3 separate regions of the Mus musculus genome follow, and regions 2 and 3 are each linked to region 1. A link is a loop called in an ENCODE intact Hi-C map of the cell type or tissue named here. Cell type or tissue: left cerebral cortex. All regions are shown on one strand. Links, peaks and the distances in the headings refer to the core of each region. The heading gives the core; the rest is flanking DNA. Region 1 has its middle 82 kb from the start of Gm34145. Region 2 overlaps Adgrd1 (adhesion G protein-coupled receptor D1). Region 3 holds the start of Mmp17 (matrix metallopeptidase 17).

Region 1 (10,324 bases), core at 697-8,696:
CTCCCCCTCCCCCACCCCACCCCCACCCCAGTTCCCCAGGCCTTCCCCTCTGCAGGCACCCATCTGTCTGTAGAACTGGGCTAGTTGGCCCTGTGGCTTTCTCCCTGGTTCTCCCTTTCCCTGCTGTCTGGGTGTGAGACGCACATTCTTCTTCCTCCGCACTTCTCCATCATCAGAGCTGAAGTTCAGAATGAGGCTCTTACACAAATAGCCTATTATGAGGTGAACAGACCAAATCAAACAGCTAGAATCCTACCAAATCAAACAACCAGACCAAACACTAGCACCACGGCTTATTATTCCTCAGTGGGGGCCTCATGTTTGCCTGGTACTGGCTTCTGTGTGTGTGTGTGTGTGTGTGTGAGAGAGAGAGAGAGAGAGACAGAGACAGAGACAGAGAGAGACAGAGACAGAGAGACAGAGACAGAGAGAGAGAGAGAGAGAGAGAGAGAGAGAGAGAGAAGGGAGTAGAGGATGTCCACGAACATATGGAGAGAGAGAGAGCTGGCACTGCAAGCCCACCTTCATAGTGCTGAGCCCAGAAGCCCAGGGCCAGCCAAGGGCCTGAAGTCCCGTCAATCATTCATATTCATCATGTTTTGAAATGCATGATCTCATCTGTGAGTCCTCCCACAACCTGTCCCAGCGATCCCAGGAGCCTGTGACTTCAATCCAACTGGCTCTTGGCAGGCTCTCTCACTCCCTGTAGTCTGAAGAGTCAGCCTGTCTTTACCGTGCTTCCGTCTTGCTCGTTCCTCTTCTATACAGCATGGGCAGACAGAGCTGGCTTGGAGGTGCACATGCAGATATGCCATCGTTCCAGAAGCTTCCTTGTGTTGGATACTGTGGGTCTCTGTTGTGGTTCCAAATAAGCTCCCTGTGGGCGTGAGGAGAAGAGCTATGTCCTTCAGGGCTTCTCTTTGCAGTGGGGAGTGTCCTAGGTGGGTGGGGTTGTGAGTTGCAGCCACGCCCTTTTGCCAGTAGAGCCTGGTGGGAAAGATGGGTCTTAATCCTGTGACTAGCAGAAAAGCAGGTCATTGAGACATGCCCATGCATCATAGTGACCCCTGAAGGTCAAGTCCCCCTTAAGTCCATTAAGCCTGAGTCAGCGTGAACTTGGGGAAAAGATGGGGCATGAAGGCCAGTGGGGGGGGGGGGGGAGACACCTCATCCTTGGGGGAGGTGAAGGATGAGGCCTGTGGTTTACCCTCAGGACTGGCTGCTGCAGAGGGAGACCTGCTATTCTTCTTCAGACCACCTCCCACAGGAGACATCTGGGTTTCCTCTATATCCCACAATGCACCCAAAACCACCACTTCATGAGGACAGGTGTCAGGAAGCATATGAATGTTTTTTCCTATCTTTTAGGCTCAGGCTTCTGTCAAGAGCTGCAGGATGCAATTCTGAGAGGTAGACACTGGGGCTGAGTGCCAGAGAGTGAGGCCAGCCCCAGGGCCCGCCTGACCCGGAAGGGAGACACTGGTGGCATCTGAGTTTGACAGCCCTCATTCTTCATTGATTCTGTGCTCCTGACTGTTCAGACAAACCTGGGTCAATTCTGCCACTTGCATTAGGGGACAAAGATCATGCTGATCTTTATTCTCAACCCTTGTACTAAGTCTTCATTATGATTTGACTTTATTTATTAAAGTTAGGGTCGCCTTAGCTTTCTAAGCTCTAGACATAGCTCTTTGATTTGCAAAGACTATGCCCTTGAGCAGGATGCTGATGCCTGCATCCGGCAGAGAGTGGCTCTTCTGGGTGCTTGTGTGTGCACCCCTGCGCAGTGACTGTGACAGAGCATGGACACCTTGACTCACAGTCACTCAGTCAGGCACAGCAGTTCACTCTTAAGCATTTTCTTTCTCAGGTTTCTGCTTCAGAGCAGATGCAAAGCCCTCCTGGTGGCAGAAAGGCTGCTGCAATCCAGCCTTCAAAAGGACCTCTTGCCTCTTCTGGCCTTACATTTGATGACCAGGCCTCGTGGGGCAGGGTGGAGCAACAGGACTCTCGTGGTCCCTCCTGACCTAGGGGTACTATCGCACCTTCAGACACAGGGCTAGAGGGTAGGAGAGGCTCCTCATGGGGAATTGAAGGGCTGCTATAAATATTTAGGGCAGCGAGAAGTAAGTAGGTGTCATACATGGGGTCTGGCCTTTACTCTGTAAAAATGAAAGGCAAGCCCACCCAGATACCAGTGGACAGAGTTCACAGTGATCATCCCCCTGGCTGGGTTGAGGATGTGACCTCCCAGGCCACTGGCCCCACAGTGCTAAAACTTTGTTGTGGATGGTCACTTCCGTTTTTCTGGAATTTAAAAATATTTGAGGTGCCAAACTTTTCGAGTTTCCCAGGCACTAACATAATTAAAGTTACTTTAGCTTCTCTATATCTTTCCTGATCGGAGAGCAGAACCCATAAACACGCCAACAGCAAATCGATGAGATAATTATTCTGTAATGAATCCAAACACTGTAAATTAACCTGACAAGTGGCCACAGCTCTCTTGGACTTCTTGGAACCTTGCTGGCTGTTCCTAAGTGAGGAGGCCAGACCATGGGTGGGGGGGGGGGCTGCATTCATTTCCCGTCCTCTTCCATCAGAGTTGGCAGAAGGGCAGGAAGCTCTGAGCCTAGTCTGTCTCCTGAGCCACCAGAGCACCACCAGAAAGGTCCCGTCTTTGGTCTACCCTCAAGCCTGAGGCTTCCTCAGTGTTCAGGGTTGTCAGTCTATCCCTAGCGCTCTCTCTCTCTCTCTCTGTCTCTCTCTGTCTCTCTCTCTCCCTCTCTCTCTCCCTCTCTCTCTCCCCCCCCCCCTCTCTCCCTTTCTCTCTCCCTCTCTCTCTTTGGTTTTTCGAGACAGGGTTTCTCTGTGTAGCCCTGGCTGTCCTGGAACTCAGAGATCCGCCTGCCTCTGCCTCCCAGGTGCTGGGATTAAAGGCGTGAGCCACCACGCCCAGCCTATCCCTAGCTCTTGTGCCCAGCTCATCTTTTGCTTTTACCCAAATCAGCACCTGCAGGACCACGGCCATCACTGTGCATAGAACATCATGCCACTGCTACTCCTATTCTTCCCATTCCCCTTCCCAGAGCCCATACAGGAGGAACCTTCCACCCTCTGACTCTTTCTGCAGAAGTGCTATTGAGGGCTGCCTCTGTCTGGACTTCATGAGCCTGTGGTAGGAAATGTCCCCTATAGAGCCACAGTGGGTAGATAGGTAATACTGCCCACAGTCCCTTTGACACTATATAGAACAGCTTGGTGGCAGGTGACTTTCCTCAGTGACCAGCCGGCCATGCAGGTAGCTCTCTGGCATAAGTCCTGTGCATCTTTGCTGATTCAAGTACCTCTTCAAGTGTTGTGGTCTGCTGTGGGATATGTCTTCACCGCCTGCCAGTGTCTGTGGGTATCTGTCATCTCTTGCTTGCCTTCCAGGGCTGGTTAGGGGAGCAGTGGGTGCAAGGAGCAGCTGCAGCATGCATGGTGAACTTGGCTCCTTCTAGTGCCTGTGGTGGATGCAAGCTGTTGACTTCCTGTGCCAAGCTGCTCTCTTCAGTAAGGAATAGGGAGCCTCTCCCTCAGTATCCCGCAAAGGGGCTGGGTTTCATTCTGTAGACACCTCTGTTACTGACCGCCTTGCCAAACTCCTGAGAGAGAAGGGGGGGGGGAGAGCATTGGGCTTTGCAAGTGAGATCTGGAGCTGGAAACAAAATGAGTCCACAGGGAGCCAGCAATCTGGGCCAGGTGGACATGCAGCAGAGACTCAGCAGGGACTGATATCCGCTTTCTCTCCAGTCAGGCTGGTCTTGGGATTTTGCAAGTTTCTGATAGCAGCAGGGAGGGAAATTCTACTGCTCCTGGTCTCTCCACTCTTGTGTTTGACAAGGATGCTAGTGGCCCTGGCCTTGCAGAGTCCCCAGAGAGCTCCAACTAGACCTGCTAACTCACAGTCCTATTAAGGTTTTGCTGTCATTATGAAGTCCTTGCAAGGACTGCCTCTTTTGGCTGTTCTTGGGTCCCTGGGATATGAAAGTGGGGTTAGGTAGGGTGTGACGCTTCTGTCTCCAGGAAGGGGATTTATTTTCATTTCAGCATTCTGTGTGCAGGGCTGTGGCTTTCTGGGATCTCACACTCCAGTACAGAGACAGCATTTATATGTGTGTGTGCATGTGTATAAATATATGATATATATGTATATGTAAATATAAACATATATGTATATAATATATGTGTGTAAATATGTATGTTATATATATGATGCATATGTATATGCACATGTATATGCACATGTATATGATGTATATATGTATGATGTATATGCAAATGTGTATGATGTATATGTATATGCACATGTGTATGACGTATATGTATATGCACATGTGTATGATGTATATGTACATGTATATGATGTATATGTATATGACATATATTTACATATATATATACACACACAGGGGGCTTGCAGCTATGATCTGGAACTGTATCAGCTCTGCATGGAGCAGATCAAACCTTGAGTTAAGTCCTGGTGAATGTGCACTGTTGACAAGGACATGACCATGTTGAGGACCCTAGAGTCTCAGACCCACACAGTAATGGCAATGCCTTGCCCCTGGGTGAGGCTTGGAGGGAAATGACAAAGCCTTCACTTCAGGTCCATGTGTGGATGTTGACAGTGTGGACAGAAAATATCCGCCTTAGCTCTCTTCCCCCGATACTCATGGTCCGAAGATTGTTCTCCTCCAGAGACTGCTCCCTACCAAGATTAGCTAAACCTGTCACCTTAATCCAATATATGGTAACCCAGTCTCGCTGTTCAGCTGTGTGCAATAACCCCACCTCCCTGCTCAACTCTCTATAATAAACACATTGAGCATCCAGGGTACTGTGGTTTCTTCAGCTGAGAGCCCATTCTACCATGCTCCAACTTTCTGTCTGTGTTCTGTTTTTTTTCACTCTCTCACTACCCTAGTCAGGTCTCTCCCTGGAATCATCTAGTCAGGTCTGTCCTTGGGATCATCTAGTCAGGTCTGTCCCTGGGATCATGCTAGACAGGAAGAGTACAGCTCCTCTACAAGCACAGTGCATGCTCTTTGCTGTTGAGCCGTCTCTCCAGCCCTGCTGTCAGCTCTTGGGTCTTCATCTTCTTTTTCATCCTCTATATTCAGAGGTGGATCAGTTCTGCCATGGTAGGGAGCGGCTTCTGTTGTCCTATGGGAACCCTGTCACATAGCCAGGCATCTGGGGTTTACCATCTCCAACAGCTGTGGTCAGCACCAGCCCAGGGAGACTGCCCATTGCATCTCCAGAAGCTGGGGCACATCCCAGTGATCTGGGTTCCATTAAATCCTCAGGTGATCTTCAAGCATGCAAACACTTGCAATTATCTACTGTAAATCTAAAAGGCTCTCTTTTAAAGAAAAAAAATTAATTTTTTTGTGTATGTGAATGTTTTGACTGCATAAATGTCTAGGCATCACCACGTGCACGCCCAGTACCCACAGATGCCAGAGGAAGGTGTTAGCTCCCCTGAAACTGGAGTTACAGATGGTTGGGACCTGTCATGCGGGTGCTGGGAATGGAACCCGGGTCCTCCAGGAAGAACAGCCAGTGCAAGCTCTCTAGCCCCAGTCCAGAAGGTTCTTCATACTTAACAATTGTAGGACAGATCCGGACAATATTGTAAGCCTCTTGGAGGAAGGGAAGCTGGTTCTGTTGTGACATCCCCTGCCCTTGGAACTTTAAACCTTGTTCTGGGTCCTTGAACACTGTCGAGGAGAGACAGGGAGCAGAGAGCTCTGCACGGAAGATGTATCTCTCTGCCTCCTCCCAACCATTTGGATTGTGGCTCTCAACGACGATCGATCGTCCATCAGAATGAGGATATAAACGCGCTGCAAGAAAAACGAGTGTCTCTCTGTGCTTGTGATACACGCTCCATCTGCTAAGACCATCCTCAGCCTCTAACTCAGAGAGCTTCTGTCTTTGGCCAGAGGCCATGGCCATCGAAACTGCCTCTGAGTGCATTTGTCCCCATCAGCCATTTACTGACTGAGGGCAGGGAACAAAAGGCAAATCTGAGGTTTGCCTGTGGCAGAGGGCTTTGCATCATGATTACTGAGCTGTAGGGCGTCTTCTCCCGACACTGACATATCACAGTGCCACTTGCATTAACCCCCGCCACCTGCCCGTAAGAACCGCATGACTAGCTGCCCTTCATGGAGGTCACGTGCCTCCAAGAAGCATCTCACACTTCACCCTCAGATGTCTGCATGCTGAGAGCCGATAATTTGTGTCCGCCAAGTGACCACCTGACTGAGAGAGGTCAAAGTGATGATACGTTGCATTCACCTGTCATACATTCTCGTGGGGGATGGTTTGAGGTAGAATGGGTTCCCAGGAGTACCGGGCTCTGTGGCAGGAAGCAACCCTGATCTTCAGTTCTGAGGACTCCTGCTCTTGAAACCGTCGCTGTCAGTGACGCCTCAACTGTATGGGACAGACCCAAGAGCCATCAGCCTTATCTCTTGTAGAATGGAGGGTTGTCTAGAGAGCCTGGCGAGGAGTCAGGGGGGACATTGAGGTCAGGGAGGACATTGACCCAGGATTAATGGAGGAAGATTGAGGAGGGCTTCAAGTCCTGGATCCCTCAGATGAGGCTGACAGTCATTGGCTCCCTCCTCTCTCAACCTGGTGCCAGGAAGTCAGGTGCCCCACTGTTAGCCCTAGTAAGAATTTATTACCTTGGCAATTATCAAGCTGCACTGTTGTTTGACTTTATAAGGTTCCCTGACCTGTGGTATGCATTTGGCGGGGGGTTGGGAGTGGTGGTGGTGGGGATGCGGCGGTGGGGTGGGGTGGGGTGGGAAGGCAGCTGTGGCTTTGTATCCTCTGCTGCCTACCTCTCAGAGTGTTCAGATACCCCTGCACAGGGCTTTACTCAGGCTGGGCTTGCATGCATACCCTTTAGTTAGGGTGAACCAGGGGTATGTAGGACCCTTGGAAACTGGGAAGGGGTTCTTCTGAGGGTAAAGTTTCATTAGCCAGAGTTTTAAGTACTGGGAAATAACTCCTTTGGATGGAGAGGCATTCCAGGAATCCCAGTTACTTGCTGGGTGGGTTCTTATTTGGGAAAAGAGGAAATTGAATTTGCCGGTCTGCTAAGGACTACTCGACCTTCCCCAGGTTGAGGGTGTGGGGTTCAGGCTCCCCGGACAAGGTCAGAGAAGGGGAAGTCCTGCTGAAGGGTGTCTGCCATTGTATGCCAAGCTCAGAGAAGCTATGACCCAAAGTCAAAGTAGACTTTGATCCTAATTCACAGGGTTTCCCCACATGACCACCCACCCACCCCCCAACCTCTGGGTATGCAAATGGAAGATCTTCCAACACCCCTGTCTTGGCCAATTGCACACAACCACATAAACCTTGCCCCAGGGATCCTGGCCACCTCCCCAGGGCCATAAATACTCCTTTCTCTCCCAACCCAACCCAACCCAACCCGTTAAACTGAACCAGTTTTCCAAAGCCCCCCCTCTTTCCTTTCTCTCTCTCTCTCTCTCTCTCTCTCTCTCTCTCTCTCTCTCTCTCTCTCTCCTCCCCACCCCCGTGTGTGTGTGTGTGTGTGTGTGTGTGTGTGTGTTCTTTATCTACGCACTGCCGACCAAGGCCTTACTTTGTATCCATCCTCCCTGGCCAAGCTTAAAGCCCCAGGGTATAGGAAGAGTCTGGGGAATGGTGCCTGATACCCTCATAAGCCTCATAAGGAGAGCCCTTTTCCCTCCCTGGGATGACAGCATTTAGAGGAGATTTAATCAGGAGAGAAGAATGGGCCTAAGAGAGTCTCTCCAGGGAGTTGGACTCTCAGTGCCCCCTGCTGGCAGCTCAGCAGCTCTGTAGTAATTGGCTAGGCGGCTCCTAGCCTGTTGGCGGCTATGGACGCAGCCACACTAGGGCCCTGCGGCTCGCTCTCTCTCTCTCTCTCTCTCTCTCTCTCTCTCTCTCTCTCTCTCTCTCTCCTCCCCACCCCCGTGTGTGTGTGTGTGTGTGTGTGTGTGTGTGTGTTCTTTATCTACGCACTGCCGACCAAGGCCTTACTTTGTATCCATCCTCCCTGGCCAAGCTTAAAGCCCCAGGGTATAGGAAGAGTCTGGGGAATGGTGCCTGATACCCTCATAAGCCTCATAAGGAGAGCCCTTTTCCCTCCCTGGGATGACAGCATTTAGAGGAGATTTAATCAGGAGAGAAGAATGGGCCTAAGAGAGTCTCTCCAGGGAGTTGGACTCTCAGTGCCCCCTGCTGGCAGCTCAGCAGCTCTGTAGTAATTGGCTAGGCGGCTCCTAGCCTGTTGGCGGCTATGGACGCAGCCACACTAGGGCCCTGCGGCTCGCTCTCTCTCTCTCTCTCTCTCTCTCTCTCTCTCTCTCTCTCTCTCTCTCTCTCTCTGCCTGCTTTCATGGGTCTCCCATGGATCCCCATGACAATCCTAATGGAACGGCCATTGTTTTCTCTCTCCCTGTGTACTTTAGACAGACACTGGCCAGGCCCCTTCCTCATGAGCTGGGGTCTGGGGTCCACAGAGTCTTTCTTGTCATCTGGCCCTTGTCAGGAGATTGACTTGGCCTTTGCCAGGGTATAGGCCACAGCTGCTGTGGCTGGTGCCTAAACTGGGAGGAGACGGGGGCAGGCCAGGTGGGATGGTGGCTTTTCTGTCCCATACTGGTGGAATGTTGATATAAAGGCTGGGGCTTCAACAGCCCTGGGGGAACTCTGGGGGAAGTTAAACACAGAGGGCACACTAGAAACAGGACAGACCAGGCTGGAACCTTAAACTTATAGCATTCCCAAAGACCCCATGGCACTGGTTCTGCCTAGTGGCAGATATTGATCTGGACCTCTGCCGTTCTGAAGGATGTAGGGTAGGGATGCCATGGTGCAGAGCCCTGATCACTGGGCAGCAGGGCTCAGAGTTCCCCTGCCTTGAGCCCAGCCAGATGTTCCTAGTGAGGATATCCATCCAGCCCCTGCCATCAAGGCCACTGACACAGAAGGAAGCACAGGAAAAGTCAGGGACTATGATGGTTTGTATATGCATGGCCCAGGGAGTGGCACTGTTGGGAGGTGTGGCCTTGTGGGTGTGGGCTTTAAGACCCTCATCCTGCCTGCCTGGAAGGATTCTGCTAGCAGCTTCAGATGAAGATATAAAACTCTCAGCTCCTCCTGCACCATGCCTGCCTGGATGGTGTCATGTTTCCACCTTGATGATAAAGGACTGAACCTCTGAACCTGTAAGCCAGCCCCAATTAAATGTTGTCCTTTTTAAGAGTTGCCTTGGTCATGGTGTCCGTTCACAGCAGTAAAACCCTAACTAAGACAGGGACTTTGGCAGATGGTGTTCTGGGTGAAGCTACTGCACACTCTTCAGCCTCCAGGGACAGTTGAGCTATGGACCATCCCTGGCTGCCTGAGAGCTTCTTCCCAGGGAACATCTACCTAATGAGATGGACAGCTGGATAGCAGGAGGTGCTGGCAGAGGGGGACATCTGCCTTGAGATGATGCTATCTATTTCTCCCGAAGCTTAGCTAACATCTATGGAAACTGGAGGCGTCAGGAGGAGACTTGGCTGCGTGTATGGATTACAGATGCTGCTCAGCTCTCTCCTGGGCGGCATCTTCTGACTCAGCCCAGGCTACCGCACACTGCAACAGTGGCCCGGAAGTGCAGGCAACTTGTGGGCGAGAGTGATCTCCGTGGAGTCCCCAGTCAACAACTGTCATGCAGAGACCTGGTGGCCTTCGGTTACACATTTTTTCCCCTTAGACTGGGTCTCTCTGTGTAGCTCTGGCTGTTCTGGAACTCGCTCTGTAGACCAGGCTGGCCTCGAACTCAGAGATCTGCCTGCCTCTGCCTCCCAAGTGCTGGGATGAAAGATGTGCACCACCATGGCCTGACTTACACCTGGCTTTTTTTTTTTAATTAAAAAAGCAGCCACAAACCTGTAAGATTTGTTTCTTTAATTAGCTTCCAGTGTTTAAGAGCCATGGCTCTACTCAGGCCTAACTTTAGATATCTGGTTCTGATTTTTTTTTCCTGATCTGTCTATATTTCCCCAGTATGCAGCTTCAGTCATTTCAAAGGTATCTGTTGGTTTTTTTTTTTTGAAAATAACTTCTTACTGCAAAATATATTTATGTAAAAGAAAATTTGTCTTTATATTTGCTGTAGAAAAAACTAGACTTTAACCAAAAAAAGGGGGGGGGGGACTGAATCTATATAACACCCGAGGGAGGAAAAACCACCACATTTCTGTCAGTCAGTCAGTCAGTCAGC
Region 2 (10,324 bases), core at 1,474-9,473, 200 kb after region 1:
ATAAATAAATCTCTAAAACCGTGCTAGCCGAGTGGAGTGTTTTCAGATTGCAGACAAAGTCTAAGCATGGGGCAGCCACCATTCCCCACGGCTCCCCAGGGAGCCACCATTCAGGAGTATCCGCCCCACATTTTCTCTGCCATTTCCCTCTTGCAAGAGAATAAGTGCCCACAGAGAGCTTTTACCCAAATGGGGTCAGGCCATGCTTGACATCCAAAACTTGCTTCCTTCATTTGGAAGTAAGGCGGAGCACTCCCGGGTGAATGAGGGCACGGCTCAGGAGGGTACAAATCCTACCATCTTCTGAGGTAGGGGGCATGAAATGCTATTCCATTTCTACACCAGGATCCAGCCAGAGGCCAGCCAAAGCTACAACATGCCCCCCCCACACACACACACCCTGCATGCATTTGGAATTAGCCAACTCTTTTCTGTTCTCTCTCTCTCTCTCTCTCTCTCTCTCTCTCTCTCTCTCCCTCCCTCCCTTTTTTTGCCAAGGGCTGGGTAGTAAATACTTTCGGCTCTGAAGGCCACCATGCCTGCCACAGAATGTCTCAGCACTGCTGAGCAGCAGTGAACACACTGTAAATCAGTGGGTGTGGCTGTGACCCAAAACCCAACCTCAAAGCAGGCCTAGTCATACCGCCTGCCCATTTACCGTGGATCCCTTAGAACACCTGTTCTCAACCTTCCTCCTCCCTAACACTTCTAACCTTTAATACAGTGCTTCCTGTTGTGGCGACTATTTTTGTGGCTACTTCATAACTGTAATTTTACTACTGTTACTAATTGTGGTGCAGATATCTGTGTTTTCTGGTGGTGTTAAGGGACCCCTGAGAAAGGGTCTTTGGGCACTAGACGCCCCACTACCACCAAAGGCTTTACAACCCACAGAGGCTTTCCGCACCTCCCTCTCAGCTTCTGCCATGCCCCACTGTACAGGAAGGCATCAATGACCCAACATTAGCCATCACTAGAGCAACCCTGGACGGTTTACAAGCTGTGATCTCTAAGCCTCTGCAGATGACGGTAACACACCGTGCCTAAGGGCACTGGATGCTGGTCCTTCTCATCCCAGCATCAGAAACTCAATACCCGTGTGTGTTCCAGGCTCACGCAGCCCTGGCTATGACTCCCAGGAGTCGTGCTACCTAAAGCATACTGCTCACTTCCCTGAGCTTCGGTCATTCTTAGCCTCAAGTCCTTAGCCACACCGTGTGATGCTTAAAGCTTCCCCTCTTAGCCTGGCTCGACCTCATCCCTAGACCTTACCGCTCGCCCTCTTCAAAGGTGATTCTCACCATGCTGAATGGGACCCTCGCTAGACCCTGTGATCCTCCCTGCTGGGTCACAGCTTCCAGTTCCTCGAGGTTCCTTTTCCCAAGAGGCTATGTGCAAATTTGCCCTTTATAGCAACCAAGCCCTGGGAGCCAGAGATCACCTCAGGGGACTTGACCTATAAACACAGTTCCTGAGCCAAGCCAGCCTCAGCCAGGACCCAGCCTCGCTAGTAACCTCAAAGCTAGCATGGTCCCCCACTCCACCCCATACCCCATCAAGAACAGAGGAGATTACATCCAGAGCCCTGGGGCCTATAGACCCTGCAGAGCAGAGTTTCCCGTGGAAAACGGTACAGCAATATCAACAGACTGTAGCTAGGACCACAGTGGTCATGTGGATAGCAGGAGACACGTGCATAGTGACCGCGCCTGGCCTCCCTGCTCTGCAATGACAGCTCACTTGCTGCTCTCTGTAAACCCCCAGCCAAGAAGGCACCATTGTGCCCATTAGCATGAGAGCATCAGAGGAGTTTCCATGAGGACGCTCAGGATGTCCCTCCGTTTCCTTTACCAGGGTCCTACCTCAACCAGTGCCACTGAACAGGGGTGGCCACATGGATTCACAGCTGGAAAAAGGAGAGGAGAAGGATTGGCTTGTGAGCCTTTTGGGGTGTTTGAGCAGATGGAGGGAGAGGGTGGCCTTCAGATGGAGTCATCCCATCCTTTATCTGGTGACATGTGAAGTCTGGCATCACCTGAGATGCGAGGGCAGTTTTTTTTACCCTACTCTCAGGGTAGGGCTGGGATACCCCATCTTAGGGTTAGCAAACCAGCCTACTGATACTCTACAGGGGTATCCTTTGGGATTGGTTAGCAATGGCCCTGTCCTGGGACCTATGAAGGACAGAACACCCTGCAAAGATAGAAGGGTAAAGGGCAGGATCTCTGGAACTTCGATTATGACTAATTATGACTCAGACTAGACAAGGAGCCCCGCCCAGGGTATGTGTGTGGGATGTCCTGGCCCCTATGACTACACCAAGTAGTCTGTCAACTCCCACATCCTCAGACATGAGCATCAGCACACAGGCACGGAGGTCAGCAGGAGGAGGTAGCCATGGTTACGAGAATGTTGTGTGGGTCTGGCTGCTCGCTAACCCTGTGTGGCACTGCCACAGAGAGTAGCCTCGGGGAAGACAAAGAGTTCCTCAGCCATGGGCAGGTGCCCCGAGTGGAGCTGTGTGGCTGATATAGGTCTCTATGTCTCTGACCATCCTCACTGTCTCTTGTCTCTGACTCTTCACTTACGTGTGGAGTCCCCAGGAGCCCCTCAAATAGCCTTGGAGTGTTCGGACTCTCTGAGAAGTCTGTGCACGCCTCTGGGTATGAGCTCAGTGGAGGTACACTGAGGGCTAATTGGGGCTGCTCCAAACTCAGGGCCTTCCTGAGGCTATGGGCAAGGGAAGCTCAGAGTCACTCACTCCTTGGGGGGTGGGGAACAGCAAGCATAAACAAATGAGCGGCAGGCAGTACAAGGCTGTATCTTGGGGTGTGTCTTCAAGGAACCTGGCACAGTTCAAATGGCCTTGCCCCTGACCTGTCTGGCTCTGCCTGTAAAGTGTGTGTGGGGGGGGGGGACTTACCACAATGACCAACAGAGCCGGGCCCACAAAGGCCCAAATAGCGCCACTCCCCAGAGCCAGCCAGCAGCTGTGGAGAGAAAAGAATTACGAGATCACCCTTGCCCATGGAGGTACCTCCACCCCGCAGCAGTGCCCCAGGACAGAGAAAGGACTTGTCGGCTCTAGGTATCGACTCCCATTCTTCATCTCCAAGTTATTCCCATGACGATCTCATGAGTCTCTTTCTCGGAGAGGATTTCTCAGAATTGATGCCTGGGTCAGCCACCTCTGACGAAGTCCAGCCAAAACCCGGAGTACATTTCAGTTTCGCTACCACAATAAACAAAAAGCTACACCGGCAACTGGCTTTGGGTTTTTTTGCAGAGCAAGACAAATTTTGGCCAGGAAGGTGCCTTTAATGGGGCTCAGAGAACTGGTTGGCCACCTGCCCATCTGCCCTGGGCCTGTGGTCCAGGCCTCCCAGCCAAGCAAGGACTCTAAGACCCATCTGTCTGAATCCCCCAGGCCATGTTCATTTGCATAATTGTATATTTCTTCAACTGGACGCTGCACACTTATTGATCATCCAAGAAAGGCCTGAAGGCTACAACATGGGCTTCATGGGTGACCAGAGCCATGCCCCGGGAGAAACACATGGATTAAAACCTTCCCATCAGAAGGATCAGTGGGTAAAAGCACTGGCTGCCAGGCCTCTTGATGGTCTGAGTTAGCACCCCAGGACCTGTGGTAAATGGAGAGAACTAACTCCTGAAGGCTGCCTTCCAACCTCCACACGGGTGCTGTGGCATATGTGCACACACACAGATGCATGTACATACAAGCACATGTATGCACATACACAATGAAAAACTAGATGTTAAAAAAAAAAAAGAAAAAATCTAAGAATATAGTAATACCCACGCTATGGTTCCTTTTTGGGTTGGTCAGGTTTTTTTTTTTTTTTTTTTTTTGTTGTTGTTGTTGTTTTTGTTGTTGTTTTTTTGGGGGGGTTTTTTTTGGTTTTCCAGACAAGGTTTCTCTGTGGAACCCTGGCTGTCCTGGAACTCAGTAGGTGGACCAGGCTGGCCTCAAACTTAGGCCCACAGGAGCCACCACTGCCCAGGTTACATTGCTGATTCTAAGAGCACAGTGGGATTGCTCTTGTTCCCACTGCCCAGGCCTGGAGGGAGCCAGCTGGTGCCCACTCTGCACCAGGGTGAACGTGGGCATCTGAGAACAGCACTGTGAAGCACTTTGTAGATCCTTCTCCACAGGAGGGCCTGCCAACCACGAGGCATGCTCAGCTCAGAGCACACAGGGTCACTTACCTGTCACTTGTCCCATAGCTGTCCATAGAGGATGATATGGAGATGATGCAGATGAGGAGAGGGCACCCTGTGGAGAGACAGAGATGTCACCTGACCTGCTCCCATCCCCTTCTGTCCACAAATGCCAGGTTCAGCTCCTGGTGTGACAAGTACATGGGGGTGGGGTGGGGTGGGGGGACTATGGCGCACTGGGTATGGAATATTGCTAGGCACAAGGACCTTGAGGGCTAAGCCAGAGGTCACACATGCTCTCTCTCTCTCTCTCTCTCTCTCTCTCTCTCTCTCTCTCTCTCTCACACACACACACACACACACACACACACACACACGCTCACACACACACACACACACACACACACACGCTCACACACACACACACACACACACACACACACACAGCCTTCTTTTGGTTCTACACAGGAGCCTAGGGATATGTGATAGCCCAGGACTTAGGGCACATGACCCACGATGACAAGAATGGAAGGCTGTTGTCCTGTTTGGAACACAATTCCTAGCTAAGTCAACTGACCCACAAGACACATGTCCAAGTAGTTAAGGACATTTTGTGAGTGTTAACAGGGATGTGTGTCCTGGACACGTGGCAGGCAGAGGCCCAGGCCTCTGTTGAACACCCCACACTCCACGGGCTGGCAGGGGAAGGGGATAGTCTTGGGTCAGCTGCACTAGACAGCACATGCTGCTAGTGTTTGAGGCCACAATCTTCTAGTCAGGCATTCTGTCCCCCATCTATAGGGCCAAGAGGCTGGCTCCTTCCTTGCTCTCAGGTGTGTAACCCATGACTGGCTCAGTGGACCATCAATCTCCCATAGCCACAGCAATTGATTGAAAGATGGACATGTGACCTGGGTGAACCAATAAGACTCCAGCAGGGACTGCCCCTGAGACTGAGAGGAAAAAAAGAACTCTGTCCCCTGGGGACATGGGTGGGACAGACGGGGCTTGTGCAGCCACCTTAGCACCATGGGGGTGTTAAGGAATGATCAGGGCTCTGCCAATGAAGACATCAAGAAAAGCAAATTTATGTTGTGGAAGCCCATAGATCAAGATCTGAATGCTACCACCATGGGCCTTTTGGGGCTATAGGGACCATTAAGTTTTCTTTGTGCCTAAGCCAGTTTGAGCTGAATTTGTTTTTGCAAAGCCTCATCAGACTTCTGGATAGGCAGTGGAAGTGAGGTCTAAGAACAAACTAGAAAAACATTTAGACCAGCAATTCCCACAGCATTCCATCTCCCCGCCAAGAAAGGACTCCGGGTCAAACTGCTCTTAAGAGCCAGGCAGCCCAAAGCGAGCTGACCGCTCCCTGCACTTTCAAAGTTCAGAGGATTTTTATATATTCAGATGTGAGTCTCCACACGGAGGAAGCAGCTCTTCGATCTTTAGCTCAGCTGTGGCGTGGTGTTTCACTCTGGAAAACACACCTGAATTTTCAAGCTGATCATTTCCAAATTCTGCAAACGCTTTCAGACACTCAGCATCTTCTACAGGACCTGGTGCCCTTTGCCTCCCCCGATAGGGGGCAAAGAGCCAAAAGAACTGACTCCATACCCCACTGCAAGATCCCTCCACTGATGACATTCAAAAGAAAGGACTGTAGAACAGTGGTTCTCAACCTGTGGGCCATGACCCCTTCGGTGGGGGAGGGGGCGGATGTCAAAGGACTCTTTCACAGAGGTCCCATGGCAGATATCCTGCATGGCACATCTTTGCATTAGGATTCCTAACAGTAACAAACTTACAGTTATGAAGCAGAAACAAAATAACTTTATGGTTGAGGGTTACCACAACACTAGGAACTGATTAAAGGTTTGCAGCATTAGGAAGGTTGAGAACCACTGCTCTAGGGAAAACTATTTCAGCCTTCAGCTTCAACCAGCTTGTGGGAGAGCAGCCTAGTGTCTCCACCCCCCACGGCTCTCTAGCGCCCCCTATAGATGGCTGGCTTCATGCTTCCATTCTCTATACCAAAAGAGTGGTTTGGGGTCTAGTGTCTCCTCCTCCTCCTCCTCCTCCTCCTCCTCCTCCTCCTCCTCCCCCTCCCCCTCCTCCTCTTCCTCCCCCTTCTCCCCCTCCCCCTCCTCCTCCTCCTTTTCCCCCTCTTTCTCCTCCTCTTTCTCCTCCTTTTGTTTTTTGTTTTGTGTGTGTGTGTGTGTGTGTGTGTGTGTAGACAGAGTTTTTGAGCCCTGGCTACCCTGGACTCACTTTGTGATCAGGCTGACCTCAAACGCACAGAGATCCACCTGTCTCTGCCTCCTGAGTGCTTGTATCAAAGGCATGTGCCACCACACCTGGCTAGCTGCATCTTTTAAAGATGCCCCCCCCATCCTTGAGTCCAGTTTAAAGCAAGATACACAGGACATCAGGGAGTCTCTAAAGCAGATAATCAGCACAGGACTCAGCCCTTGCTGTGGATCTGGGTCACTCTCAGGCCCCCCTGCAAGTGCCCCTGGTCTAGGACAGCTACTTCTCCATGGTGATTCTTCATGGGAACACTAGCGATGACTCTCTGGTCCCTCCCAGAGGCAGTCAGAGCCTCACACATCTCGAAGACACTGAGGTGTATGGTGGCACAGAGTTTGGAAGGCACATATCAAGCTCTCACGGTCCACCCAAGATGGGCAATATTGCCTCCAATACTTTGGACAGTGGAAGTGAGGGGCTGGTCCCAGGTTGTGACTTTATGGTATCACATCATGACTGAGGAGCAGCCAGAAGGACAGCAAGAGGATGGATAGATGGATAGGAAGACAATACACAGCAGAGTGGTGAAAAGCTCAAAGGGGTTTCTTTATCCACTTCTATCTGTCTCCATATATACATTCATATTCATGTGCTCTGTTTTGGGAATCTAATTTTGTGTCTCTAAATTCCTGCCCGTCAGAGATTAAGAAGAGAAAAATCACAAGCAGAAAAACAAGGAGAGTGGAAGCAGACAAAGGGAAGGAGCCAGGGGCCAGAGAGTCAAATGGCACCCAGCTCCCTTCCTAAGGATACACCAGAGATTCAGCTGACTCCATGGAATGGAGTCTATAGAATGCTCGAACGGGGCTATTGCAAGGGCCACATGAGATGCGTGTGAACAGCAAAGCCCTGTGTGTGACACTGTGTATGATGCTGGTCGTAACCAGCATTCTGGATGCTCAGATTCCCTACCTGTTTCCACCAATGTCTCCTATGAAGCTGTCTTCCCCAAACCCCAGCAGACGGTGTCACTTTTCTGGAGTCTTTCTGAGCCCATCACCACAGACATATTCTCTCTGGTCACGAGAGAATGACCTCTCGGGACATGGTAACCTTTCAGAGGCCCCAGCCAATTGCTGTCCTATAGATAGCTTTGGCCCCCCGAGACCCTGATGGAGGGTGGCAGACATTTTGGGGGGAATTACTGCCGGGGAGTGCTGGCCAGAAACAAGAGAGGAGTTGGGGAGTTCCCATGGAAACCACTGACGCCACCTTCCCCGAGTTTGCTGTTGTTGCACCTATGAAAAGTGTGTACCATGAGACACTTGGGACTTGGTTCTAAGTGGCAGGAGGTAGTAGTGTGTGCTTCTTATGGGTTCAGGACTGGATTCCCATGCATTGGCTCCAAGTGGAGACCTCTCCACTCCGGGCTCTGGGCACCTTGCTCTTAACCTCTTCCTGACCCTGTTCCACGGTTAGACAGGTCTTACAACCATGACATCAGTGCTTGACATTTGTACTGGCTGGTTTTAGGTCAACTTGACACAACTGGACAGCAGACAGGAAGGAACCTCCATTGAGAGAAATGCCTCCATAAGATCCAGCTGTAGAACATTTTCTTAATTGGTGATTGATGGGGGAGGGCCCAGCTCATTGTGGGTGGTGTGATCCCTGCTTGGCCTGGGCTCTACAAGAAAGCAGGCTGAGCAAGGCAGGAAAGCAAGCCAGTAAGCAGCAGCAGCAGCAGCAGCAGCAGCAGCAGCAGCAGCAGCAGCACCCCTCCATGGCCTCTGTATCAGCTCTCACCTCCAGGTTCCTGCCCTGCTTGGGTTCCTGCCCTCACCACTTTTGATGATGAACTGTTCTATGGACTGGCGAGTGGAATAAACCCTTTCCTCCCCAAGCTGCCCTGTGGTCCTGGTGTTGCATTGCAGCAATAGTAACCATAACCAGGACAACATTCAAACCCGACCAAAGGTAGGAAGCTCTGCCTGGCTAACCCTAACTAAACCCCACTACCCCCCCCCAGAGACTGAGCTGGCTTCCTAAATAAAAACGAAAAGGAAGGCAGGCCTGGGACAGATTTACTTCATTGGGGTCTCCTGTGTCACCCTAGATGACAGGGACGTCACAGAAGACATCGGGTTCAATAGAGAGCAATAAACCTCATGCCTTCTCTCCACACTGAGTTGGTAATCAAATTCCAGTTGGCTGCATCAAAATGCAGGCACCTCAAAATCCCTCATCTCCCCAGGGATACAACCTGTTCCCCTTGATTTCACAAACCCCTGAGTTCAGGTCACGGCTGCCACCAAACCTTTAACTGACTCCGTGCTGCCTCCCCACCTCAGCTTGAAAACAGCATTACATTTCTAAAAGCTTCAATTCCGTGCAGGCTGAAGCACTGGCAGGGAGAGACCCGAGGGGAAGAGGCTATGGTCCTGTGGTCTCTGGCTGCAGCGGGGTCTCCCGTGTCAGCTCCAGCTCCTTCTTCATTAGGGGGCTGGGGCGTTAAAAACCTGCTGCCTGCAGGCGGACGGTACTTAGGCCAGAAGCCAACCCTGCCCGGAGAAGATGAAGGACACAGTTCACGGGCTCCTGACGAAATTAATTAAGGGTAGGATGATGGGAAGATGGATGGGGGCTGCGGGGGTCAGAGCTGCCTGGCTTTCTATTTGTAGAGAGCTTGTATCAGGGCTGCGGACTGAGTTCTGTGGGGACCACATGTGTGGACAACAGAAAAACTCGGCCTACCACATTGGGAGGCAGGATGCCCTGCCTCCTCGGTTTGTTTGTTTGTTTGTTTCAAAAGGAGTTTGCCATTGTAAACTTCATGCTTTAATATTGGTAAATAGCTCATTTTTCTTCAACATTGGACCGATCAAGTAAAATACTCCTCTAGGTTGGAGACAGCAGACTAGCACGCTCACTCACACACCCTTCACACACATTCACACATTCACTCACACGCCCACCCCACACCCATTTACACACACACACACACACACACTCACATGCCCACTCACACAAACATACACACACACTTGCACACTCACTCGTCCACCGCACACACCCATCACATTCCACACTCAGCCCTGATCACCTGCCCTTCTCCATCAGCATGACTAGTTTCCCATCCATGAAGAAACCAGGAAGATGCCGGTAGCCACCCTTGTCAATGTCTAGATCTTTCCTAACAGAAGTCAGTAGTCACAGGAAGGAGTCACCTCCTACCTGGGTCAGACTGAAGAAGCAGGTCACCCTTGGATCAGCCTACTGAGGGGCTGGAGAGCGGTGGACTCTAGCCTTGTCTATCACACATGCGCAAAAGCAGCAGTGTGAGTGCCCAGGCTGAGCGGGGAGACAACAGGAACCATGGGTACCAACTGCATGGCCTGCAGCTGTTGGAGGTAGCTGCCCACCCACATCCCCTGCTCTGTCTCTCCAGGGAATCCCTGGGAAAGTGTCAAGTGTCGACGCCTCCACTTCAGCCTCAAATAAATGGCATTTGCCAACTCAGAGCGCACACGGTAAACACAGTTAATCTGCTGTTTGCATAATGAGGGCTGAGAAAATTAAACCTATTTGAAGGAAGGCAGAAAAAAAAGCAGCAGGTCTTTGATGCTTAGCCCACGTTTTTTTTTTACAACTGCTGCGCCCATCCACAGCAGGACACTTGTAGGAAGTGGGCTCTGCTGTGCTGGCTGGGACTCCCTCGGATGAGCAAGAGTCAACATAGCTGACAAGCCAAGACCAGGCAGGACATTGCATCAGCCATGGCCCAGGGAGACTCTGCATGGTGGATAGTAAGGGTCCAACCTTTGAAACTTTCAGAGCCCCTGTAAACTTTTCTAAGTCGGAGCAGCTGATAGAGATAAATAAATTCAAGACC
Region 3 (10,324 bases), core at 858-8,857, 200 kb before region 1:
CAACAGGATGGCCAGAGGTCAGACCTCCGGACCCCCTCACTTTCTCTCCCTGTCTCCTAATACCTATAGAGCTGGGACCACACACCCTGTCCTGGGCCGCTGGCTTCCTGCTTGGCGGCCTGGTCCTCCTTCCACTGTCACCACGGAGACAGACCGCTGTCTCCTGGGCAACGGAGGCTGCAGCAGGCGGATGCTGTGAGGCTCAGGGTGAACCTTCCAGAAGGCCACTAGGGAAGGGGTGGGGCCAGGAGAAGGGGAGTCCCACCCCCAAGGGCGGATACCCTTTCCTGTTAGCCCAGTCAGAGAACGGGACCATTACTGCAGACCAGTACTAAGTCAGCTAGCTGGGCCAGTCAGGGATTCCTGCACAGATGTAAACACGCAGTCAGTGAGTGAATGCCGGGCTCCCTCCTCTTTCCCATCTTGCTGTTGCGTTTATCACCATTTGACACAATGTGCATCTTTTCACAGCTCTAACGAGGCATAATATATACAGCGCTAAAATCCTTCAGACGATTTTAGCAAATTTATAGAGTGCAGCCGCCGCCCAAGCCCCCGGTAGCTGACTTTACCGTGTCTCTTGGAACCTGGGCAGCTCTACCCACAGCCTTGGTCAGGTGCCATGTGTAGCCCCAGGAGCCTGCAGAGCTTGCCTGGCACCCGGGCTATTGCTGTGAATCTTACAGCCATCCCTTATCCCTCTCCAATTGGACCCACCAGCTGGAGGCAAACATACTGCTAGCCACTTCTCACAAGTAGGGAAACTGAGGCCCAGAAGCTGTATTCAGATTCTTGTCCTTCTAACCAGTGTCAGAAGCAGCAGCAGCTCCTGATGTGTGTGTGTACATATGTATCACATGTATATGAAGTTTGTGGTAATCACTAATATATAAATGAGAACAATAGGTGCTATAGTCCATGGGTAGTGCCACCTTTGGCCACCCACTTCCTACCTACTATCCTCTTCCCCATCAAGCCCCCCAGACCCTTGTAAGGGCAACACCAGTGGGAGCCCCAGTTACAGGGGAGGAAACCGAGGCCCGGACGAGCCGGGTAACCTGTCCACAGTTACACAGCACATGGGATACTCGACTCGTTTATTTATTAATGTGTAGGCATGTGTACGAAAGCCAGGGGACAACAAGCCAGGTGTTACCCTCAGGAGCACTGTTCAGCTCCTTAGAGACAGGGTCCCCCACTGGCCTGGAGTTCACTGAAGAGGCAAGAAAGTCTGGCCAGAAAGCTCCAGGGGACCCCCCCCCCAGTTCTGCCTCCCCAGTGCCAGAAATACAAGTATGTTCTACCATGCCAAGCTTATATTTATATATAATAAATATATATTTCTTGTGGTACTTGTACCTGAGTGCAGGTGACCAAGCAGACCAGAGGCATCTGGTCCCCTGGAGCTAGAGTGACAGGCAATTGTGAGTCACCTGTTGTAGGAATTGGGAATCAAATGTGGGTCTTAGGTCCATGCTCTTAACGGCCGGGCCATCTCGCTAGGCCCATGACCAGCTTTGTAAACACAAGTTCTGGGGGTTGAACTCGGGTCCTCATGCTTGCACGGCAAGCACTTTACCGGGTGAACCCCTCTGCAGCCCCTGCATGACCCTTTTATGAAGATAGATCCTAATAGGTAGCCGGAGTGATCCCATGCCTGGGTATTCCTGGCTGTGGCAAGGGCTGTCTGTGGAGTGCTAGGCAGACCAGGGCAGGTCTGTCTAGAGAGGAGGGGAGGATGGAGGAAGGCCATGCGCACAGTGTGGCAGGCTGCTTTGGTTCTGGTGACAACTGCTCCAGTGACCCTGAGCTAAGGCCCACTGAATGCTTCCTATCGCAAAAGCACCCCACAAGCCCCAGGATGTGTGGAGGATGGTGAGCTCTGGTTTTTGTTTGGTTTTGTTCTCTGTGGTCTCCTTTGAGCAGAGCCGGCACTGGGTAAGTCTGCCCAATGAAATGGGAGCTGCCGTAACCCCATTTTACAATCGAGGGGAGAGAAGCATAGAGAGGTGAGGGAGGGCACGGACCCAGTCACACAGCCTGAGAGTGCAGAACTGGGGCTGGAGCCGGCTGGCTTCTGAGCTTATCCTGTAGCCACTGACAGGGAAGGGAGAGATGTGACAGAGGGGACAGTTAGACGGACACCCAGGAAGTTGTTCTGGGTAGACACGGGATTGTCTAGGTGAGGAGCCCTGGGAAGAACATTCATCCTGGGAGGAGTGGGTGTGAGCCTTTGATGCAGGAAGTAGCTAAGCATCAGAGTCTAGAAAGGACATGCACACCAGTGAGTGAAGGGTCTGGAGATGAGCCCAGAGTGAGACGTGGAGCTATGAGGGGATGTCAGGCTGTGTGAAGACCACACATCCATGCCATCGTTTCTGCAAGCCAGGTGCCCAGCAATGCTTGAGCTGTTTCTCCTCCATGTGCCGGCACTGGCCTGTACGCAGACCCAGGGCCAAGTGTTAATAAATCCTCCATGTTTACAGTTAAGAGCAAAGACGTCTAACGTACCCTAGACGGCCCCCAGCAGTGTCCTCACTGGAGAGTGCCCTGCAAGCCTCCTGAACTTCCCCAGCTTCTCCCCCTAAGCACAGCCTGCTCCTACAGGCCCATTTGAAAGGAGAGAAGACTGAAGGCCTGTGATCTGTTGGTTCACAGAGCAGGTTAAGCAGTAGTGTGGGACCCAGCCCAGGTCTAGGTAAAAGGGTCCCAACAGTAGCTATCCACAGGGTGGCCAGGTGTGGTGACACATACCTTTAAGCCCAGCATTCAGGAAGCAGAGGCAGGCAGACCTCTGTGAGCTCCGGGTTAGCCATGGCTATACAGGGAGACCCTGTCTCAAACCAAAGCAAAGTGCGAAGCCAGGACATTTTGTTTCCTAGTTTCTCTCTCTCTCTCTCTCTCTCTCTCTCTCTCTCTCTCTCTCTCTCTGTGTGTGTGTGTGTGTGTGTGTGTGTGTGTGTGTGTGTGTGTTAGACAGAACTCAGGGCACTTCCCATGCTAGACCAATGAGCTCTGCAGTGGTTTGGATGAAAGTGGCCACCCCACCCCAGGTTCTTCTGTATGAACACGCCGTCTCCAGTCGGTACTGCTGTTTGGGGAGGATTAGGAGGTGTGTCCCTGGGGACCTGGCTTGAGGTGTCAAACCATTCCCAGTGTGCTTGCTTCCTGCCACCTGAGACATGAGTTCTCGGCTGTTCTGGCAGCTAGTTCTTCAACCTTGCTAACGTGACCTCTACCCCTCTGGGGCTGTGTCAATAAACACTTCCATTTTGAAGTTACCTTGGTCGAAGCAATTAAAAAAAAAAACAAAAAAACCTAGGCCAGTGGTTCTCAACCTTCTTGATGCTGTGACCCTTTCATACATACAGTTCCTTATGTGGTGGAGAATGCCCCCAACCATAAAATTATTCTCATTGTTACTTCATAGCTGGAATCTTGCTACTACTATGAGTCACAACGTAAATACCTGATATGCAGGATAGCTGATACATGACCCATGTGAAAGGGTCATTCGACCCCCAAAGGGGTCTCCACCCACAGGTTGAGAACCACGGAACTAAGACCAACTAAAACTAACACCCAGACTCATCTTCTTTCTATTTTCCTGAAACAGTGTCTCGCTAGGTAGCTCTGGCTGGCTTGGAACTCCCTATAAAGACCAGGTCTTGAACTCTTAAGATCCACCTCTGCCTCCTGTGAGCTGGGATTATAGGATTAAGGGTACATACACCACCACGCCCAGAATTGGTCCTTTTAAAGAAGTCATCTCATGTTGCTCGGGCTAGCCTTGAACTCTATGTAGCCAAAGATGACCTTAAATACCGTATCCTCTTTCCTCTGCTTCCCAGTGCTGCGGTCACAGGTACGTGCCACCATGCCAGGTTTATTTGGTGGGGCTAGGGCTGGCAGCCAGTGCTCTGTGCTGAAATATGCCTCTAAGCCTTCTTTCCACTTTTAAAGAGAGTCACCCCATAACCCACGCTGGCCTTAATACCATCCTCCTGCCTCAGTTTCTGGGCACCCATAATGAGTGCCTGTATCAGCAGGTCTGGCTCAATCTCTGTTTAATCTCCTGGCTATCTTGGTTTGTATTCACAGTGAACTGTAGTTCCTAGAATGAAGCCATGGGGAGAAGAGGGAATTCCTGCATGGTCCAGAAAAGATGCTGAGAGCTGAGGGAGTTTAAGGTCTGCACAGGTAGGTGGCTCAGGCTTCAAGAGGGGGTCACACGGGCAAACCCAGCACTCTGTGTCCCTGCTTTCACCTGTCACCACTGGTCCCACCCTCAGGGTCTTTGTTTATTCCCCCAGTAACTAGCCTTCAGTTGTAGGCATATTTGCAATGAAGATCTGAACCTGCCCTGCTGTGTGGTGCCGACAGTGGGAGAAACTTTGCCACAGGAGGAGACTTCTGGGTAGAAACTTGCTGGGCTCATTCGAGTAGCATGAAGGGGGCTCTCAGGCAGAACCCCAGGAACCGTGGGCCATCAGAAGCTACGACTGCTTGGTGCTTCTGAGACACGGCAACACGGCATCCACTACGGAGCTAGGCCGGGCTGAGTGGTATGACATTTGTAAATGAAATATGAGGGGCTGACGGGCGGCAGAACCTGCAGAGCCAGGCAGCGGATGAAACATTTTCCAAGACAGGTGGCGAATGAAACCTGCAGAGTGTGCCACCCAGGGCCTGATCTGGCTGTGTCTGAACTGTCCACTTCCCCCTGGCTATCCAGCTGGACGCTTGGAAAGGCCTCCGGGACGCCACTCTCCAGAACCTTCCCTGGGGTTGCACACTTGGCTCTGTGCAACCACTTAAGAAACGGAGTGACAAAGCCAGGCCCCACTGAGCTGTGAGGAAACCACATCCTGCGGGTCCTTTCAGGGGGCCTGGGGGCCTCTTCCCGGCTTTATTCACAGGCGCTCGCCCCTCCCTGCCCAGCCGTGGATTTAGCGGTGTCTGGCAGCGGCTGATCACAAACACAAAGGCGTCCTTCTCCTCCGAGGCATCCAGACCTGAATGCGCTCAACAGCCCGCAGAGGGCGGTCTGAGGGGCATCAGAAAGCTCCCACCCAAAGCCCGCCCATCGTTTGCAGCTCAGTGAGTGCCCCTGCGCCCCAAGCTCTTAGGTGCCATTCCCTAGAGGGCCACCAGAGGGCGCCCCCACCGCCACCAAAGGAGAGGCGGGCAGGACCCGGTTCCCACACCCGGGAGGGTATTGTCCTGGGCAGGAGGCTGCCTGCGGCACCCTCCCGCCTTACCCAGGATTGGACGACAGGGTTTTGCTGCCTCTGGCAAGCCTGGAGTCACATACCCTGGTTAGTGAGATCTTCAGGGTGCTGGTGGGTTGGTGACCCTGGAGTGCTCAGGAACTCAGTAGGGGAGGGGAAAAGTCGGATGAAGCCCACAGGTGCCAGGGGGAGGAGCCAACCCCACCTCAACCACCGAGGTCCGCTGCTGCAAACTTCCTAAGTACACTGGGCCTGATTAAGAACTTGGATGGGCAGGGGCTCCCTCGCCCTGACTCCTCCCTCGCTCTGTCTCCTGTCCCCTAACCAGTCCCGTTAGAGATACACTGAAAGCTTGAAGGAAGACGGTGTGTGTGTGGGGGGGGGGGGGGGGGAGGGTGCGTCTGGACTCTGTTGTCACCCACCAGAACTGGGTCTGGATGTCCTAATGCTCATGGCATCGGGGAGCCAGCTATGAAAGCCTAGGATCAGGAACGTGAGGAACCCCTATTTTAGAGGCCACTGGAGTGGGAAGAAGCCACCTCAGGGGACCCTCAGACATCTGCAAGTGGGCAGAGAAAGCATGGGTCGCTGCCACCTCAGATGCCTGGGGGGTGGCAGAGTCTGCCCCTCTCAGATCCAGGGGCAAATGTTGCCAAACTGGAGGTTGCTCCCGCCCCAGTGTCTCCTCCAGCAGGAAATCTCCATGACACCTTGCCTAGACCTGAGGTGTAGGAGTCCTCGTTGCCAACCGCCCGTGGAAAGCGGACTCTGCCAGGACCCCATTAGGATATTGGCTGGCTTGTGCCAATCAGGAAGCCGCGCCTGGCCGGGTCTCCAGATCTAAGGAACCCAGGCCGGGGCCTCCTCCTCCTCCTCGAAAGCGGGCTCTAGTCACCGCGCGCGCCTTTGCAGAGGGCTTCGCGGGCCTGCGGAGCCATAAAGTCTGATCGAAACCTTCCGGGTCTCCTGCGGGTTTCCAAACCCGACTTCAGTCAGGAGGGTGGGCAAGAGGTGGGAAGAAGCCGGTACCCGGGTCCCCAAGCTGGAGTGCCTAGCTAAGCTCTGGCAGTGGGAGTTGGCGGGATGGGGACGGCAGCGGGCTTGACACAGCAGAGGTTGTCACCCGCACCGGCGGGACAAGGCCGATCGCTCCGGTGGAGGAGGGAGACGGGGTCGCGGCACGCTCGCCGTGCGGGAGGCTCTTCTAACATCGTCAGCGGGGCAAACTCGGGAACCCCAGGTTTTCCGGACGCCCACAGGCGCGTCCCCGGCCTGGGGTGCGCGCCCCTGACCTCCCACTCCGGCCGCGAAGCTCGCGGGGCGCACCGCTCCGGGCGTCTGTGACACCGGTCACCCCGCCAGAGGTCTCTGTGGAGCTGCTTTTAACCAGAGACCAGGCTCCGGCTGGGCGACCACCTCCCCGGGGCGCCCGCGGCTGCGGCGCACGACTGCACGGAGCGGGAAAGGGACCGGCATCCTCCTAGACCTGCAAGCGTGAGCCTCGAGCAGCCCGAGCCCCAGCCTCAGTTTCTCTGTCTTAAAAATGGGTTCCCCCCCACACCCCCGCCTCACCGGGATTCGCGCACCTCTCCGAAAGGAGCAAGGGCGAGTCTCCCTTCTCCCTTGCACCTCGTGAGCGCCTGGGGACTCGGCTCCCGAGTGCCCAGGGTCCCGTGCCCCTGTCGTTCACTCACCACCCCGAGGCTGAGGTCCTCCGCGCGGGGCGCGGGCGCTGCGCAGCCCCCATGGGCCGCCAGCGCCAGTACAAGCAGCAGTGGTGGCAGCCCCGGCCCGGGGCGTGGAGGGCCAGGTCCCCGGGGGGACCCAGGTCCCCGCGGGCGGCGTCCCATCCCGCTCTCCCAGGTCGGGTGGCGAGGGTCCCCGCACCCGCCAGCAGCCAGCTCCGCGCCTCGCTCGGCTCCGCGCCCGCACCGCTCCGCTCCGCGGGACTGAGCCGCGCGCCCGCCCGCCTCCGGGGCAGGGCCATGCTAATGTATGCTAATAAACATCGCCCCGCCCACTCCCTTAAAGGGGCCCCCGCGCGGGCGGGACCCGGTAATGGCACAGAAGCTTTGCCCACCCCGAAGGCTGGAGCACTGCTGCAGACAGGGAGCCGGCGGATCGGGCTGCGAGTGTCCTAGAGTTCTCTGCCGTCCTCTGGACGCGCCCCCTGGTCGCCTGCTAGAACCCTTGGTTTAGTTTCAGGTCACTTAGGACCTAAAGACCGCTGCAGCGCGCGTGATGGGCACACGGGGGAGCCCGCGGGCCACAGAGTCTTGGGGCGAGTGGGAGTAAGCACCCCGATTCTGAGAGATCGGAGGTGGGGGAGGGGATTAGTGTGATACAAGAGAGCGTAGGAGGGAGCGGGGGCATGGGGTGGGATGGGATGGGTGAGCGTGGGCGGGAGTAGGGGCTTAGGACGGGAGACTAGGCCGAGAGCACACCTGAGTCCTGTATGGAGCCTTGGGCACAGAGCACCTTTTCCCCTTAGTCCGCCAGGGAGCATCTAGCCTCTGCTGCTGAGGGTCTGCATCAGGTGTGAAAAAAGAGACTTTGTTTTGAGGGGCGGGGAGTGAACCCCCCATGCTTCCGGCGGGCTGGACCCGTTCTATCTCCGTGAGCCGGGAGGCTATGAATAGCAAACATTAGCTGGGATCTGGCACCCGCTCAGCACTTTACAGATGAAATTTTCTTTCTCGCAACCCGTAAGAAGTGGAAACCATAGTTCCCAATTTGTACACAAAGAAACTGAGGTCCAGAGAAAATAATACCTAAGTAGGAGACAATGTGGAGTGACAATGTGGAAACTGGCTGGGCCAAGGGACAGAGTTCAAAACCAGCGCCCTCCCACCCCAAGCCCCCGCCCCAGCGGCTGGGTCTCCAGCCCCTTCCCCGCGGGTTTCTCTAGTCCCTCGGTGTCGTTAGGATTACAGTCTATTTATTGTTTGCACGCGGACACTGAGGTTTAGATGATGCCTCTAAAGGAGAGGGTGGGTGACTCCCTGCTTTGAAGGCAAAGTTCCCTCCCTCAACTCCCAGCTGGTGTCTATCCATACCCTGTTGCTCTCGGGGGTCTGGGTGGTTTGGGGAGAAGATTAGATTCTGCACCAGCTTGAGATGGGTCCGTGGGTTGGGGGGTGGGAGGGCGGGGGTTAGGACCTTGACACGAGAAAGCCCTAGAGACAGAGAGTGCGCAGCCACAAGACAGTAGCATCTCCCGGGTGTTTAGCTATGTGGAACAAACTCCCTATCAACCCGTGGAACAGTACTGCCCACAGTTAGTTAAAAATGGGTCTTCCTATCTCAATTAACCTAATCTGGATAATCCCTTCGAGGCGTGTCCAGAGGCTAACCTAATCTAGATAATCTCTCACAGGTGTGCTGGGAGACTTGTTTCCTAGGAGATCCTACAGCCCGTCAGGTTTACAATATTAATGCATGACATTAGTTCATGCTGCATTAGAAGGAAGGTCGGTTCGGTCCCTAGGGAGAAGATCGATGCTCTCCTGTTAGACAAGAAGAGAGAAACGTATTGCATTCGTAGGCCCTCTGAGATCAGCTTCAAAGCTCGGGTGGCCCCATCTTCTATCTGTTCTGAGGTCTCTGGGCCTCTCCTAAATGATGTCCCTATGTGGAAAGGAAATCTCAGAGAAATGTGGAGCAAATTGGGGACAAAAGAACTGGTTCAGGAATGGGTGGCTCTAGGGGCTCTGGCTCCAGACCCTTGTCCCCTTGACTCTGCCAATTCTAACTGGTACCTCCTCCCAAGGTGCCCTGCCTTTGCCTATCTGGCTCTGGGAGTTTCTTCCAGGTCTCCTATAGTTTGGTAAATGTCTACTTGACACTACAGATATACTCTTAGATGGATAGGAATCTTTTTTGGTTTGTTTAGAACTGTGTCCTGCTTCAGCCCCCGAGTGCTAGGATTTTAACTGTGTTCTCCCATACCCAGCTAGGATGGGGGTCCTTGTAGTTATAATTGAGTTAAAAAAAAACTTGAGATAAGCTCACTGGGGATTGTCTAGGTGACCCCCAAATCCACTGTCAAGTGATCTGATAGAAGCAGAGGAGGCCCGGACATGGTAGCAGGACTTTGAAACTCCAGCGTTTGGGGAGGCAGAGGCAGGAGGATGGTGAGCTGCAGGCCAACTGGGCTCGAGAGTTTTGGAAGTGGTTTTAACAAAACTCCAAAGGAGCAGACGAAAGAACAGGGGAGAAGCCACAGGAGAGTTTGTTGGCTTACAGACAATTTTGCTAGACTCTTCCCAGCGACCGAGCAACAGATTAGGTCATCATATGGCTCTCATCACCTGACAGCATATAAGAGAAGTACCCCAGCCCCTTTCTCTGTCTCTCCCCACTCTCCCCATCTCCTGTCTAACTCCTCTCCCCCCCCCTCTTTTTCCCTCCCCCTTCTCTGTTCTCACGTGTTCCTGGCCAGTCTCTCTTTCTGTCCTTCTCTATCCCTGCTTTCTCTGCCCTGTGGCTCTGTCTGCCTCTACTCCTTCTCCAGGTCCTCAGTCCCCTCCCCTCCATTCCAAATAAACCTCCCTTACATCAGGTCTGTCCCATGGCGTGATTTCTCAGAGGGACACCTCAGCATGGGTCCCTCCTTACTCCTGCTGCCGCCACATTATTGTTTATAACAGAGTTGGCCCCATGACCAGGGAGGCAGAGGCTATGATGTGTCATTAAACAGCAACCCCAGGGTAGTGCTACCAGTTAGGGCTGGAGCTGGCACTTTATAGCCAGTGAGTCTATGGCGCTTTGCCCTAGGCCAGAGGTCTAGGGTCCCAGAATCAGGAAGGTTGAGAACCACTAGTCCAAATCCCAAAGCACTTCCTACGCAGTCTTTACCTCCACCCTGGCTTCCAACAGGCAACCTGCTGAATCAGAGCCAGGCCATCCGTTCCAAAGATGACTGAGATGTCACCGCCCACGTCACACTCTGGAAAAGGTGCTTCATGTGCTTGGAAGACAAATCCAAGCTCCTCTCCTCAGCCCGTGGCATCTTGCTCTGCTCTGACATCATCACCCTGCTTGTTCCTGCCTGCTTCCCCCATCTGGTAGAGCCCCTGACCTCTTCTGACGGC

What was found. A loop is a pair of places that touch in the nucleus more often than their neighbours do. Peaks named below come from ENCODE experiments on the same cell type or tissue, not always from the same donor. Only the 100,000 strongest peaks of a DNase experiment are listed, where the experiment ranks them.
Region 2: it touches region 1 in a loop (2.6-fold over the local background); 13 of 42 quality-filtered maps call a loop at or near these places.
Region 3: a loop joins it to region 1, with 4 times the contacts of the local background. A loop is called at or near these places in 32 of 42 quality-filtered maps.

The regions. Positions count from the first base shown.
Region 1 is chr5:129,384,430-129,394,753 of GRCm38, reverse strand. No RefSeq gene overlaps it. Among named protein-coding and RNA genes, the nearest start is that of Gm34145, 82 kb to the right of the region's middle. In left cerebral cortex, for the core only: no CTCF peak of the experiment used is centred there; DNase peaks (open chromatin) are centred at 706, 3,514 and 3,714; H3K27ac peaks cover 458 bases.
Region 2 is chr5:129,182,299-129,192,622 of GRCm38, reverse strand. Adgrd1 (adhesion G protein-coupled receptor D1) reads right to left here. Exons shown (of 25, transcript NM_001347486.1): 19 at 4,231-4,297; 20 at 2,924-2,990. Among named protein-coding and RNA genes, the nearest start is that of Gm46923, 71 kb to the right of the region's middle. In left cerebral cortex, for the core only: a CTCF peak has its summit at 6,162; DNase peaks (open chromatin) are centred at 6,163 and 9,468.
Region 3 is chr5:129,581,050-129,591,373 of GRCm38, reverse strand. It overlaps Mmp17 (matrix metallopeptidase 17), which reads right to left and starts at 7,205. Exons shown (of 10, transcript NM_011846.5): 1 at 6,926-7,205. The coding sequence starts at 7,081. In left cerebral cortex, for the core only: CTCF peaks have their summits at 4,940, 5,147 (motif pointing right), 6,570 and 7,458; DNase peaks (open chromatin) are centred at 6,645, 7,266, 7,440, 7,837 and 3 more places; H3K4me3 peaks cover 4,092 bases; H3K27ac peaks cover 3,452 bases.